Regions from separate parts of the Homo sapiens genome. Here region 2 is linked to region 1. Evidence: chromatin contacts called from ENCODE Hi-C data. All regions are on one chromosome and are shown on one strand. The core of a region is the stretch at or near the end of the contact, and the rest is flanking DNA. Distances in the headings are between cores, read along the strand shown. Region 1 holds the start of AAAS (aladin WD repeat nucleoporin). Region 2 holds the start of SMUG1 (single-strand-selective monofunctional uracil-DNA glycosylase 1).

Region 1 (6,354 bases), core at 2,306-4,805:
GTCTTGCTCTGTGACCCAGGCTGGAGTGCAATATCACCATCACGGCTCGCTGCAGCCTCAATCTCCTGAGCTCAGGTATTCTTGCCTCGGCCTCCCGAGGAGCTGAGACTACGGGTGCACACCATCATGCCCAGCTAATTTTTAAATTTTTTGTAGAGATGGGGTTTCAGTGTGTGTGTGTGTGTGTGTGCGTGTGTGTGTGTGTGTGTGTGTGTGTGTTAAGACGGAGTCTCACTCTGTCACCCAGGCTGGAGTGCAGTGGTGTGAACTCGGCTCACTGCAACCTCTACCTCCTGGGTGCAAGCAATTCTTGCACCTCAGCCTCCTGAGTAATTAGGATTACACACGGAGTTTCACCACATTGGCCAGGCTGGTCTCGAACTCCTGACCTCAAGTGATACACCCGCCTTGGCCTCCCAAAGTGCTGGGATTACAGGCATGAGCTTCCGCGCCCAGACTATCACTGCATTTTTAGATGAGAGAACAAAGGTGTGAAGAGGCTAATTAATATGAACAAGGTAATCTAAGTAGAAAGTAGCAGTCAGGATTCAACCATCTATCTACCCCAGAACCTATACTCAAACCACTTTTTCCTGAATGAGTAATATGATCATTCCTTAAAGTGAACCATCCAGAGAAGCAGATTTGGAGAGAGAAATAAAGAGACTGGATTTGAGCATGCTGAATATATGAAGTCTGCGAAATATTCAAGCAGGATAATTTGGCAAACACGTGAACACCAGGTCTGATGCATCAACTGGAAATCTAGCCCCAAGAACACCAACATTTAAGGGACATCAGGAAGAGGAGCCACCAAAAACCCTGAGAAGCAGCAGCCACAGAAGTAGGAGACAAGGAGCCTGGGAATGAATGGCTTTTCAACAAACTGATATTCAACTTCACACACACAGGCATGCCCATTAAACTGTACTGAAGTACCAAAGATCAAAGCTTGACAGCACATGTGTTGGAAAACAGGCACTCCCATACACTGCTGGTGGGACCATATACATGTACCATTTTGACAGAGGGCTATTTGGAACAGCTCACAAAATTACAGATGAACATACCCTCTGAGCCAGCAACTTAATTTCTAGGAATTTATCCTACAAATGGTAATGGTATTAATAAAAATATTAAGTAACCCTTTTTTTTTTTTTGAGACAAGGTCTCACTCAGTGCCACTGCACTGGCACAATCTTGGCTCACTACAACCTCCACCTCCCAGGCTCAAGTGATCCTCCTATACATAAGCCTCCCAAGTAGCTGGGAATAAAGGTGCATGCCACCATACCCAGCTAATTTTTGTACTTTTCTTGTAGAGAAAAGAACATGGTTTCGCCATGTTCCCCAGGCTAGTCTCAAACTACTAAGCTCAAGCAATCTGCTGGCCTCAGCCTACCAAAGCGCTGGGATTATAGGCGTGAGTCACTGTGCCTGGCATAAATAACCCTTAAAGGAATTAATATGTGCCATTAATAGGTCCAGGTGCAGTAGCTGTAATCTCAGCACTTTGGGAGGCCAAGGCAGGCCTGAGGTCAGGAGGCCAGACCACCCTGGCCAACATGGTGAAATCTCATCTCTACTAAAATACAAAAAGTTAGCTGGGCGTGGTGGCACATGCCTATAGTACCAGCTACTCGGGAGGCTGAGGCAGGGGAACTGCTTGAACCAGAGAGGCGGAGGCTGCAGTGAGCCGAGATCGCACCTCTGCACTCCAGCCTGGCAACACAGCAAGACTCCGTCTCAAAAAAAAAAAAAAAAAAAAAAAGAAAAAGAAAATGAGCCGGGCGCGGTGGCTCACGCCTGTAATCCCAGCACTTTGGGAGGCCAAGGCGGGCACATCATCTGAGGTCGGAAGTTCAAGACCAGCCTGACCAACATGGAGAAACCCTGTCTCTACTAAAAATACAAAATTAGCTGGGCGTGGTGGCACATGCCTGTAATCCTAGCTACTCGGGAGACTGAGGCAGAAGAATCGCTTGAACCTGGGAGGTGGAAGTTGCAGTGAGCTGAGCACGCCACTGCACTCCAGCCTGGGCAACAAGAGTGAAACTCCATCTCAAAAAAAAAAAAGAAAATGAAACCAGGTAGTGTAGCTCCACTCCTACAAGTGCAAAGTGGATGACCTATGTAGGAGATTATTCAGTGCAACCTTATATCTGATCTTGCTGAGCTTCAGGTAAAAGCTCAGAAGTGGTAATGCCATGAGGTGGGGGCAGGGAGCAGGTTCACCTAATCAAGCCAGAAAGCAAGGCAAGTTACTAGAGATGAAATGGAAGTACTTTTTCCATAGTGTTCCTGGGAAGGGCAAGGAAGGGAACCTGACATTTATTGAGCATTTGAGTTCTATAATAAGGACTAAAAATTTCATATGATTTAGGATATACAGCTCTCGTGGAGACAGCCTGAATAAAAGTCTTTTGAAGAACACCCCAAGGTAAAGGGGTGTTGACTCATTTTCCAGGATCTGCAGACTGTGACCCAGGAAACCCTTTGCCATGCCTCACCAAATGTTGATGCATCTCTTCCACACTTGCTCCCGGTGATGGATGAAGGCAGTTCTTGTGCCATGGTCCAGCCTTCCAGGGGTCTTTAGGGGATCCTTTGTCAGTTGTAGGACAGGAAGATTGATCCACTATAGCACAAAAGTGAGGAGTGTGACGGTGATTCAGTCTCTTCCCAAATCTTTAATTCCGTGCCATCTCCAACCCACCGCTGGGCTAAGTATAAGAGATTCCAGAGGTCTGTTTCCCATTTCCACAAAGCTAACACTTGTGAGAATGGGAAACAAGTCTTAGCTCCCGTATCTGTGCAACTAGAATAATATTTCATAGGGTTGCTGTGATTATGAAACCATATGACATTTTTAGAAAACACCTGACTCAGCCTCTTTCTTACATAGCAAACGCTCAATAAATGTCAGTTTCCCTTCCTTGTCCTTCCCAGGAACACCATGGAAAAAAGTTCCATGTTGTATCCTTCTGATCCTCCCCAGATACTGTCCCCAACTTTTAGATAGTTCTCCCGCATCCTCACACTCCCTAGATTCTCCCTCATTCTCTCCATTCCCTCTAGGCCTCCTCCACAGCTCCTTAACCGTTCCCCCGTTATACTCCAATCCCAGTCCTAAAACAGATTCCAGCCCTTCTAGCCTCCTGCCGGGGCCAAGCTGTTTCCACTCCGCCAGACTCTGTGACCCTGCCCCTGTCACACTGCCTCCTTTCCCCAGTAGTCCCCGACTCCGCCCCCATGCCTGTAGGTCCCCTCCCTCCTCGCCCTGGCCACCTGGCCCCGGAAGTCGGGGGGCGGGCTCTCATAGCTACTGCCCGTCACCAGCTCGTTATTGTGCTCATATAGGGTGACTTGACCCCGAGGCGGTGGAGGAGGGAACAACCCCAGAGAGCACATCTTGCCGGTTCGCAGGACGTCTGCAGTCGGCAAACTCCTGGCCGGAACGGCACAGACCGCACTCCCGCAACTCGGTTCCCGGGCTAGATTCGTATGCGGACGGGTACCGCAAGGGACAAACGGCGAGGCGGAACTCAACGGAAGTGAAGAAAAGACTAACGGGAAAGAAGGACGAGTACGCGGTCCCGGGACAGACCTCCAAAGCTTCTTCCTGCGCCCCCTGGCGGCCGGAGGGGGAGCAGCGCGGACACGTCCCCCGGCCAACCGTTGGTTACCAGGCTGGAGTGGGGTTTTTTTCTGTTGTTTTCCATGAGACTACTGTTTTTCCCAGCTCCGAATTCCCGAACACCTTCTCCCACTCACTATCTTAGCGCTTAGAAAGCCCGAAATAAGCCACATTCAGGGAAGTACCAAATTAATCCTCCCAGGCCTGTGGATCACCCAGAGGAAAATACAGGCTATGTCACAGGCAGCTGGCTGGAAAGCTGAGGGAAAAGCCTCAGAGAGGAGGAACAGTGCTGCACCCACACGGTTAGGCGTCCTGGAAAGGGAGGTGGGGACGGTTGGAAAACTAACATTTCCTGCCAGGCGCGGTGGCTCACGCCTGTAATCCCAGCACTTTGGGAGGTCGAGGTGGGTGGATCATCTGAAAGGAGTTCGCAGACTAGCCTGGCCAACATGCTGAAAACCCCATCTATACTAAAAATACAAAAATTAGTCGGGCGTGGTGGCGGGCACCTGTAATCCCAGCTAATCGGGAGGCTGAGGCAGGAGAATCTCTTGAACTCCGGAGGGGGAGGTTGCAGTGAGCCAAGATCGCACCATTGCACTCCAGCCTGGGTAACAAGAGGGAAACTTCGTCTCAAAAAGGAAAACTTTATTTTATTTTATTTTTTTGAGAGACAGGGTCTCGCTCTATTGCCCAGGATGAAGGCAGTGGTGCTATCTCAGCTCACTGCAACCTCTGCCTCCCCGGTTCAAGCGATTATCCTGCCTCAACCTCTGGAGTAGCTGGGATTACAGGCATGCTTCACCACGCCCAGCTAAGTTTGTATTTTTAGTAGAGACGAGGTTTTACCATGTTGGCCAGGCTGGTCTCAAACTCCTGACCTCAAGTGATCTGCCTGCTTTGGCCTCCCAAATTGCTGGGATTACAGGCCTGAGCCACCTTGCCGGGCTGCAAAACTATTTCCTGAGCACTTGTTACGATAAGTGCTTTTATAATCTTTACAACCCCATAAGGTGGGTGCTGTTCTGTCACCATGAGGAAAGTGAGTCACAGAGAGATTGGACCTAGATACACCCAAACCAGTTATTCTCACTTAAGAATAAAAGTAAGGCTGGGTGTGGTAGCTCACACCTGTAATCCCAGCACTTTGGGAGGCCGAGGCTGATCTCTTGAGCCCAGGAGTTCAAGACCAGCTTGGGCAAAATAGCAAGACCCTGTATCTACAAAAAATTCAAAAGTTAGCCAGCGTGGTGGTGGCAAGCGTCTTTAGTCCAGCTACTCAGAAGGCTGAGATAGGAGAATCCAGACTACAATGATCCAAGATAGCACCACTGCACTCCAGCCTGGGTCAAAGAGCGAGACCCTGTCAAGCAAGCCAGAGAGAAAGAGCCGGGCGCGGTGGCTCACGCCTGTAATCCCAGCACTTTGGGAAGCTGAGGTGGGCTGATCCCCTGAGGTCGGGATTTCGAGACCAGCCTGACCAACATGGAGAAACCCCATCTCTACTAAAAAATACAAAACCAGCCAGGCATTGTGGTGCATGCCTGTAATCCCAGCTACTCGGGAGGCTGAGGCAGGAGAATCCCTTGAACCTGGAAGGCGGAGGTTGCAGTGAGCAGAGATCGCGCCACTGCACTCCATCCAACCTGGGCAACAAGAGCGAAACTCCGTCTCAAAAAAAAAAAAAAACAAAAAACAAAACAAAACAAAAAAAAATGGGAGGGAAGGGAGAGGGAGAAAGAAAGGAAAGAAAGAAAGAGAATGGGGGCCCCTCTTACAGACTTTGGAAAAAACATTGAATTCTTTGAGTCTCACTTTTCTCATTTGCAGTGTCCTAATTATTTCATATGGTTGTTTTCCATACAAAATAATAAAATGAAGCTATTTAATAAATTTTAAAGTGCTAAACAAATGTCAGAGGTTAATAGCTATAACTGTGCCATCAACTAGGTGACCTTGGTCAGAGTTCATTAACAAATGTTAAGTGATTTGAAGATGTAGAAGGCTGTCCCCACTCCCAAGAGCTACCAGTCTCATTGAATAATCTAGGGGGCATTTAGTTCTAGTATTCTGGATTCCGTGTCTGCCCTTCTTTTTCACCTGAAAAATTCCCCCCAAGAGAGTTATTACCAGGTCAGAAAACAAAGGGCTCCAGAGTCTCCTGAAAATGCACTTCACCTGAGAAGGCAAGTGGATCTCCTCTAATCTAGTACTTCTCAACTGTTAAGGGACATAGGAATCACCTGAGCATCTCCTAAGGTGGCGCTCAGAGGCTATAGTTCCAAAGAATCCCCAGCTGATACTGCACAGACCACATTTTAAGTAGCAAGGCTCTAACCTAGCGGTCCCCAACTTTTTGGCACCAGGTTTAGTGGAAGACAGTTTTTCCAGGGGGAGCGGGGGAGGGAATGGTTTGGGGATGAAACTGTTACACCTGAGATCATCAGGCATTAGTTGGATTCTCATAAAAAGCGGGCAACCTAGGTCCTTCACGTGCGCAGTTCACAACAGAGTTCGCGCTACTATGAGAATCTAATGCCGCTGATCTGACAGGAGGCGGAGCTCAGCTTGCTCAGCTCGTCTCCGGCTGTGCGGTTCCTTTACAGGCCACCGACACGACGGGCCGTGGCGCGACCCCTGCTCTAACCTTTTCCCATAGCCCCATTTAATTTCCTATGTGAGTTCACCGTCACCTGGGAAGTCACAGAAAGCTT
Region 2 (6,354 bases), core at 2,832-5,331, 870 kb after region 1:
CTGTAATCCCAGCACTTTGGGAGGCCAAGGCGGCTGAATCACCTTAGGTCAGGCGTTCAAAACTGGCCTGGCCAACATGGCGAAACCCCGTCTCTACTAAAAATTACAAAAATTAGCTGGGCATGCTGGGCGTGGTGGCTCAAGCCTGTAATCCCAGCACTTTAGGAGGCTGAGGTGGGCAGATCACCTGAGGTCGGGAGTTCGAGACCAGCCTGACCAAAATGGAGAAACTCCCACCTCTACTAAAAATACAAATTAGTCAGGCATGGTGGTACGTGCCTGTAATCCCGGCTACTCTGGAGGCTGAGGCAGAATCATTTGAACCTGAAAGGTGGAGGTTGCGGTGAGCCAAGATCGTGCCATTGCACTCCAGCACGGGCAACAACAGTGAAACTCTCTCTCAAAAAAAAAAAATTAGCTGGGCGTTGTGGTGGGCACCTGTAATCCCAGCTACTCGGGAGGCTGAGGCAGGGAGAACTGCCTGAACCCGGGAGGCTGAGGTTGCAGTGAGCCAAGATCGTGCCACTGCACTCAAGCCTGGGCAAAAGAGCAAGACTCCATCTCAAAAAAAAATAAAATAAAAAATAAATAAATAAATAAATAAATAAATAAATAAATAAATAAATTTGCCGGGCGCAACAGCTCATGCCTGTAATCCCAGTACTTTGGGAGGCTGAGGCAGGTGGATCACGAGGTCAGGAGTTCAAGATCAACCTGGCCAACATGGTGAAACCCCGTCTCAACTAAAAATACAAAAATTAGCTGGGCATGGTGGCACGTGCCTGTAATTCCAGCTACATGGGAGGCTGAGGCAGGAGAATTGCTTGAACCAGGACCTGGGAGGCAGAGGTTGCAGTGAGCCGAGATTGTGCCACTGCACTCCAGCCTGGGCTACAGAGGGAGACTGTCTCAAAACAAACAAACAGACGTAAGGATGGAATGAGATGTTATGTTTAGGTGAAGGGAGAAAAGAAATGGGAGAGGAAGAAGAAAGGGAAGAGAGAAGGGAGGTGGGAGGAAGGAGAAGGGAGGGGGCAGGAACATGACAGCAAGCTTTGTAAACTGCAAAGGCCATTGCTTCACTCCACTCCCATTCAAACCCAGTGTTCCAACCTGACCATTCTACTCACATTTTCAAAATGCCTTTCCTGCCTCAACTCCCAAAACCTTGCACATACCATTTCTACAGTCCAACCAAATACACTCCTGAAGTCAACCAGGACATCATCCAGCAGTCATCCAGTCAACTAGGACTGTTGATTCCCCAACCTGTCCACATATCCAAATCACTCCCATCCTTCAAAATGCAGCTCAAACCATCCCTTTGATAAAGTCTTCCCTCCTCAGAACACTGCAGTATTTGCCATAGTGTCCCAACCCCACCCCCAACACAAGTAGGTCCCGTGTGAGGCCTGGGAATCTGTGTTTTTTGTTTTGTTTTGTTTTGTTTTTTTTTTGAGACAGAATCTTGCTCTGTCGCCCAGACTGGAGTGCAGTGGCGCGATCTCAGCTCACTGCAACCTCTGCCTCCCGGGTTCAAGTGATTCTCCCACCTTAGCCTCCTGGGTACTGGGATTACAGGTGCGCAGCACCACACCCGGCTAATTTTCGTATTTTCAGTAGAGACAGGGTTTCACCATGTTGGTCAGGCTGGTCTCGAACTCCTGACCTCATGATCTGCCTGCCTCAGCCTCCCAAAGTGCTGGGATTACAAACGTGAGCTACCGTGCCCAGCCTGGGAATCTGTATTTTAAACAAGCTTCCCAGGGTGATTCTGATGGTTGGTGAAGGCTGAGAACCACTGTGTGTCACCATGGTTACCGTCGTCTTAATGAATTCCTTTTGCCTCCCCAGCTAAACTTGGGCAGATCAAGAGCCAGGCCTTGTTCAATCTCCCTCCATAAGCCCAAGGTCCTGGCCCTTATTAGGTACTCAACAAACACCTGCTCAGCAATGTCCATCTTCTTTTTCACTTTTGTTTAAAACTACCTTCTGTGCTGGGCACAGTGGCTCATGCCTGTAATCCCAGCACTTTGAGAGGCCAAGGCAGAAGAATTGCTTGAGGCCAGGAGTTCAAGACCAGCCTGGCTGACATAATGAGACCCCATCTGTAAATATAAAAATAAAATAAACAGCTTTTACCAAGGAGGCACTCCTGATGGATCCTTCTCCACTTCTATATCCTGAGTTCACTCAAGGCTTAGCTGCCCACTTTGCACTCTGCTTGTTTTCCAGACTCTGGGTCTGTGCCCATCATATGTGTGCCTCCCATGCGACAAGGACCATTGTCATTCCTTCCTCTCAACTTTCTGCCTGGGTCAGGAGTGACTTCTCCAAGATAAGAACTCAAGGTTGACACAACAGCTCGATAAACCTATTTTCTCACCCTAGCCTAGGGGAAGTGGGAGAGAAAAGAAATCAGAGGCCCAACTTAGGAAGTCCTTCCCTGACTGTCTCAGTAGTCTTTAACTGATCTGTTGTCCAGGTGGCTACCCAGGACAAACTGGGCTCATACAAAAGCTGAGAAGGGTGCTGTGGAGAACGCCAGTGTTTCAGGGGACCTTGCTTTGCATCTCCCCATGCAACACCAACATTAGCAGATTGGCTGCTCCAGCTCTAGAATCTCGAGAAGTCTTGAGCCCACCTTTGACATTTAGACACCTGTGTTGGAAACAGCAAGGCTGGGGAAAAGAGTGGCAAGATACTACTTTCATTGTTCCATAACTTCAAAGCCTGATCTCATAGCAAGAGCCACAGGCTGGAAGTCAATTGATTTGAATTCTACTCCTGTTTCATCTCTAAGAAGGTTCTCTTGAGCAACTCATTTAACTCTCTTCTCTATGGAAAATCACATACTCCATCCAACCTACCACCTGTTAACTCATTTTTTTTTTCAATACTTATGAGTCTCTTACATGACAGGCACTGCAGCAGTCTCTTGATGAGGAAGAAATCCAAAAAGAGTAAAATGTAGGCCAGGCTTTCTGTAAGCTCATAATCTGCTGTGAGGGCAAATAAACAACTAACTGTAATACAGTGTGATGTGAGCTTTAATACCCGGAACAAAACACTAAGAGAACCCAAAGGAGGAACTTGTAAGTTCTACCCAAAGTCGCCCCAAGAGCCAGAGGCTTAAGAAATGTAGATATTTTATAAAATACGGTGTCATACTACATTAAGCACAAAGACAGCGGAGTTGGACCAAGCGATAAGGCTGACCACCAAGGGCCGACTTCAGACTGATGTCAGACTTCTCTGACATCAAATCCGGGAAGTGAGGAAGGAATCGAAATCACATATGCACTCCCCTGTCCTTTGGAGGCACTCCGGGAGTCCAGGGACAATAATAAATATCCTTAAACGAAATAATAATAATAATAATAATAATAATAAATAATAATAATAATAATAATAATAATAATAATAATAATAATAATGCATAGGCCGGGCGCGGTGGCTCACACCCGTAATCCGAGCACTTTGGGAGGCCGAGGCGGGCGGATCACGAGGTCAGGACTTCGAGACCAGCCTGACCAACATGGTGAAACCCAGTCTCTACTAAATACAAAAATTAGCTGGGCATGGTGGCGCGCGCCTGTAATCCCACCTACTCGGGAGGCTGAGGCAGAAGAATCGCTTGAACCCGGGAGGCGGAGGCTGCAGTGAGCTGAGATCGCGCCATTGCACTCCAGCCTGGAATTCAGAGCAAAATTCCGTCTCAGAAAAATAAATAAATAAACAATAATAATAATAAAGCATAAACTCAAAAAGACCATTTCATCTGGTTCCAAAGGGGCCGACTACTAAGGCACCATACAAAACCTCCGGGGGCGCCCGCTGGCTCCGGCCGACTGGAAAGCCTTGATCCTGCAGACCTCCCAGGCGGTTTCATAGGCTGGGCTCTCCCTGCACTGAGTCTTACCCCATACGGAGGGAGGGACCCCAAAATATAGAAATTCTAACCACCCTCTCGGCTCAGCCCCGACGACCCTGGGAGCCGTCAACTTGCCCCCACAGTCCCGGATTCCCAGCCCCCTACTTCCTCACCTGGTCCAGCTCCCCATCCCGTTTCCGGTTCCTTTCCCCCACCCCAAACCCAACCCCCGGCGCTAAGGACAGTGGGAGTCGTAGTCTACATTGTTTAGGGAAGGAGATTGGCGTACCCGCAGCCACTTCCGCCGGAAATGCTCCAATCCCGGAAGGCGCACTAAATTAGCCCTAAAGATCGCTGGGAATTGTAGTTTAATCTTTCCATCAGCGTTAAATCAGGAAGTCTTGAGAAGTGAAAAGCCACAGCCTGTAAGTACCTAGGAAATCCTGGGTTCTATCCCTAAAGGGCATCGCCCTTCCAAAAGTTCATTCACTATTTTCCCAAAGGGATTGCAAATCAGGAAGCTTCAACCATCCCCAATCCCTCACCCACCTGAAGGTATTAACAATAGCTAAAGACCATTGCTAGGCCCCCTGCCACCGTGGGTATAAGAGACTTCTCCTTTGCAGCCTGCCATTACTTATACAGAACATCCACGAAGACATTTCTGGTAGCTCCTAACAACTTTTTAGCAAGGGGCATCCCCCATTACTGTCCAAGCCCATCTCCAGAGTGTCACCATTTTGACTTCTTTCTCTGCCTTGCTATCTGCCCAACCCTATAACCTCAGTATTAGTCAAGAGTTTTCCAGAGAACAGAACTAACAGGATATCTATCTATATGACGAGATTTATTCCAAGAATTGGCTCACAGGATTGTGGAGGCCAAGAAGTCCCACAGTCTCCCGCTCTGCTGTCTATACACTGGAGAACCAGGAAAACAGGTGGTATAATTCAGGAAAGTCCAAAGCAGGGGAGGAGGCTCACTGCTAAGTCCCAGAGCCTGAAGGACGAAGAACCAGGAACTCCAATGATGTCCAAAGGCAGGTAAAATAGATGTCCCAGCTCATGAAGAAAGAGAATTTGCCTTCCTCCACTCTTTTGTTCTACTGGCCCCCAAGGGATTGGATGGTTCCCACCCATATTAATGAGGGTGATCTTCTTAGTCTACCAATTCAAATGCAAATCTCTTCCAGAAACACTCCACAGACATATCCAGAAATAATGTTTTACCAGCTATCTGGGTGTCCCTTAGACCACTCAAGTAGACACATAAAGTTAGCTATCACTCTTCCATCCAAATCTTCTCCCTCAAATACTTTGTCCAGGAAGGCTTCCCTGATCAATCCTCATCCCATGGCTGCACCTAACAGTCCATTCCCCCACCATTCCCCCATCCCAATATCTATGTCCAAATCTGTCCTATTCCTAGTTTTGTTCTTGTGCTCTATCTGGGTCTGGTTCTGTGTCGTGACTCTAAAACTTTCATTAGACTGGGAACCCCCTAAGGTTAGTTATCTTCTATATTCCTCCCACCCCACAATCTCCACACACCTTAGCACAGCCAAGGCTCTAATCACAGAAGCAAGGTCTCCCTGTGAGTGGTAGAAAAGGAGACCTATAAACCCCAGAACAGGAAGAAGTGAGAGAAAAAGGATGCTATTCCCTTCCCAGGACTTGTCTGATCTCCTATCAACAAAAACTTAATGGGTGCAGTAGGAGCTTCAGGGAGCTGTGAGCAGTGACCTGCTGACATCAAGGGTGAGAAACTACCCTGACCCTTGCAAGACTTTGGAAATGGAATTAATCATCCACCTCATGAAGCCCATAATTTCCTGAGCTTTAATTTTTACCAGATCCTCTCCCTCTCTGTGTCTCTCTCTGCCTATGTTATTTGCCCCTCTCTACTTATGTAAATTTATCTCTATTTCTAGTCTCTTGTGTAGCTTTCTCTCTGTATCTGCAGGTCTCTGTCTCCCTCTGTGAACATCTCCCTGTTTCTGCTTCTTACCCTAGAATGACTGGAATAAGAGAATCTGAGCTTCTAGAACAAGTTCCCCCATCTCTGTGTGTCTATGTATTTCTGTGTTTCTGACCAAAAATAAGGTGAAGGGACCTCATTGTGGTGTCATCTCATTGCTTAAAAATTCCAGGATTTCCACCATCCCTTGGACAACCCTCCTGTCCACCCCGACCCCTCTGTCACTTGCTTGCCCAGCACTTCTGTTCTAGTTTGTCATCTTGGCAGCCCCTCCACATTCAAAGTCTGCTTCTGGCAGAACAATAATGAGTGAAATGAGTAACAGGCAAGCAGAGATCCCCCAGGACCTCCACCTCCCCACCCCTGATTTCAATTTCCTAGAAGACTTGAATAACTGTTTCTGTCCCTATAAGCCCATCCACCCCAGGGAACCCAGAGATAGGAAGTCCAGATATAAGGAGAAACTGAGGCTTAGGCAGCCCACAGTGAGTCCCTACAGCCAA

Evidence for each region. A loop is a pair of places that touch in the nucleus more often than their neighbours do. Pooled maps may share reads with other maps.
Region 2: a loop to region 1 is called in a pooled map, with 23 times the contacts of the local background. The contact joins the promoter of SMUG1 here to the promoter of AAAS in region 1. A Hi-C loop is called at or near these places in 7 of 50 pooled maps.

The regions. Positions count from the first base shown.
Region 1 is chr12:53,318,055-53,324,408 of GRCh38, forward strand. AAAS (aladin WD repeat nucleoporin) reads right to left here and starts at 3,556. Exons shown (of 16, transcript NM_015665.6): 1 at 3,289-3,556; 2 at 2,511-2,638. The coding sequence starts at 3,411. RefSeq lists enhancers at 2,095-2,184, 3,403-3,592, 3,673-3,722, 5,735-6,354.
Region 2 is chr12:54,184,904-54,191,257 of GRCh38, forward strand. SMUG1 (single-strand-selective monofunctional uracil-DNA glycosylase 1) reads right to left here and starts at 4,082. Exons shown (of 4, transcript NM_001243787.2): 1 at 4,048-4,082; 2 at 2,916-2,999. It overlaps LOC105369777 (a long non-coding RNA gene), which reads left to right and starts at 4,194. Exons shown (of 3, transcript XR_944984.2): 1 at 4,194-4,299; 2 at 5,545-5,631.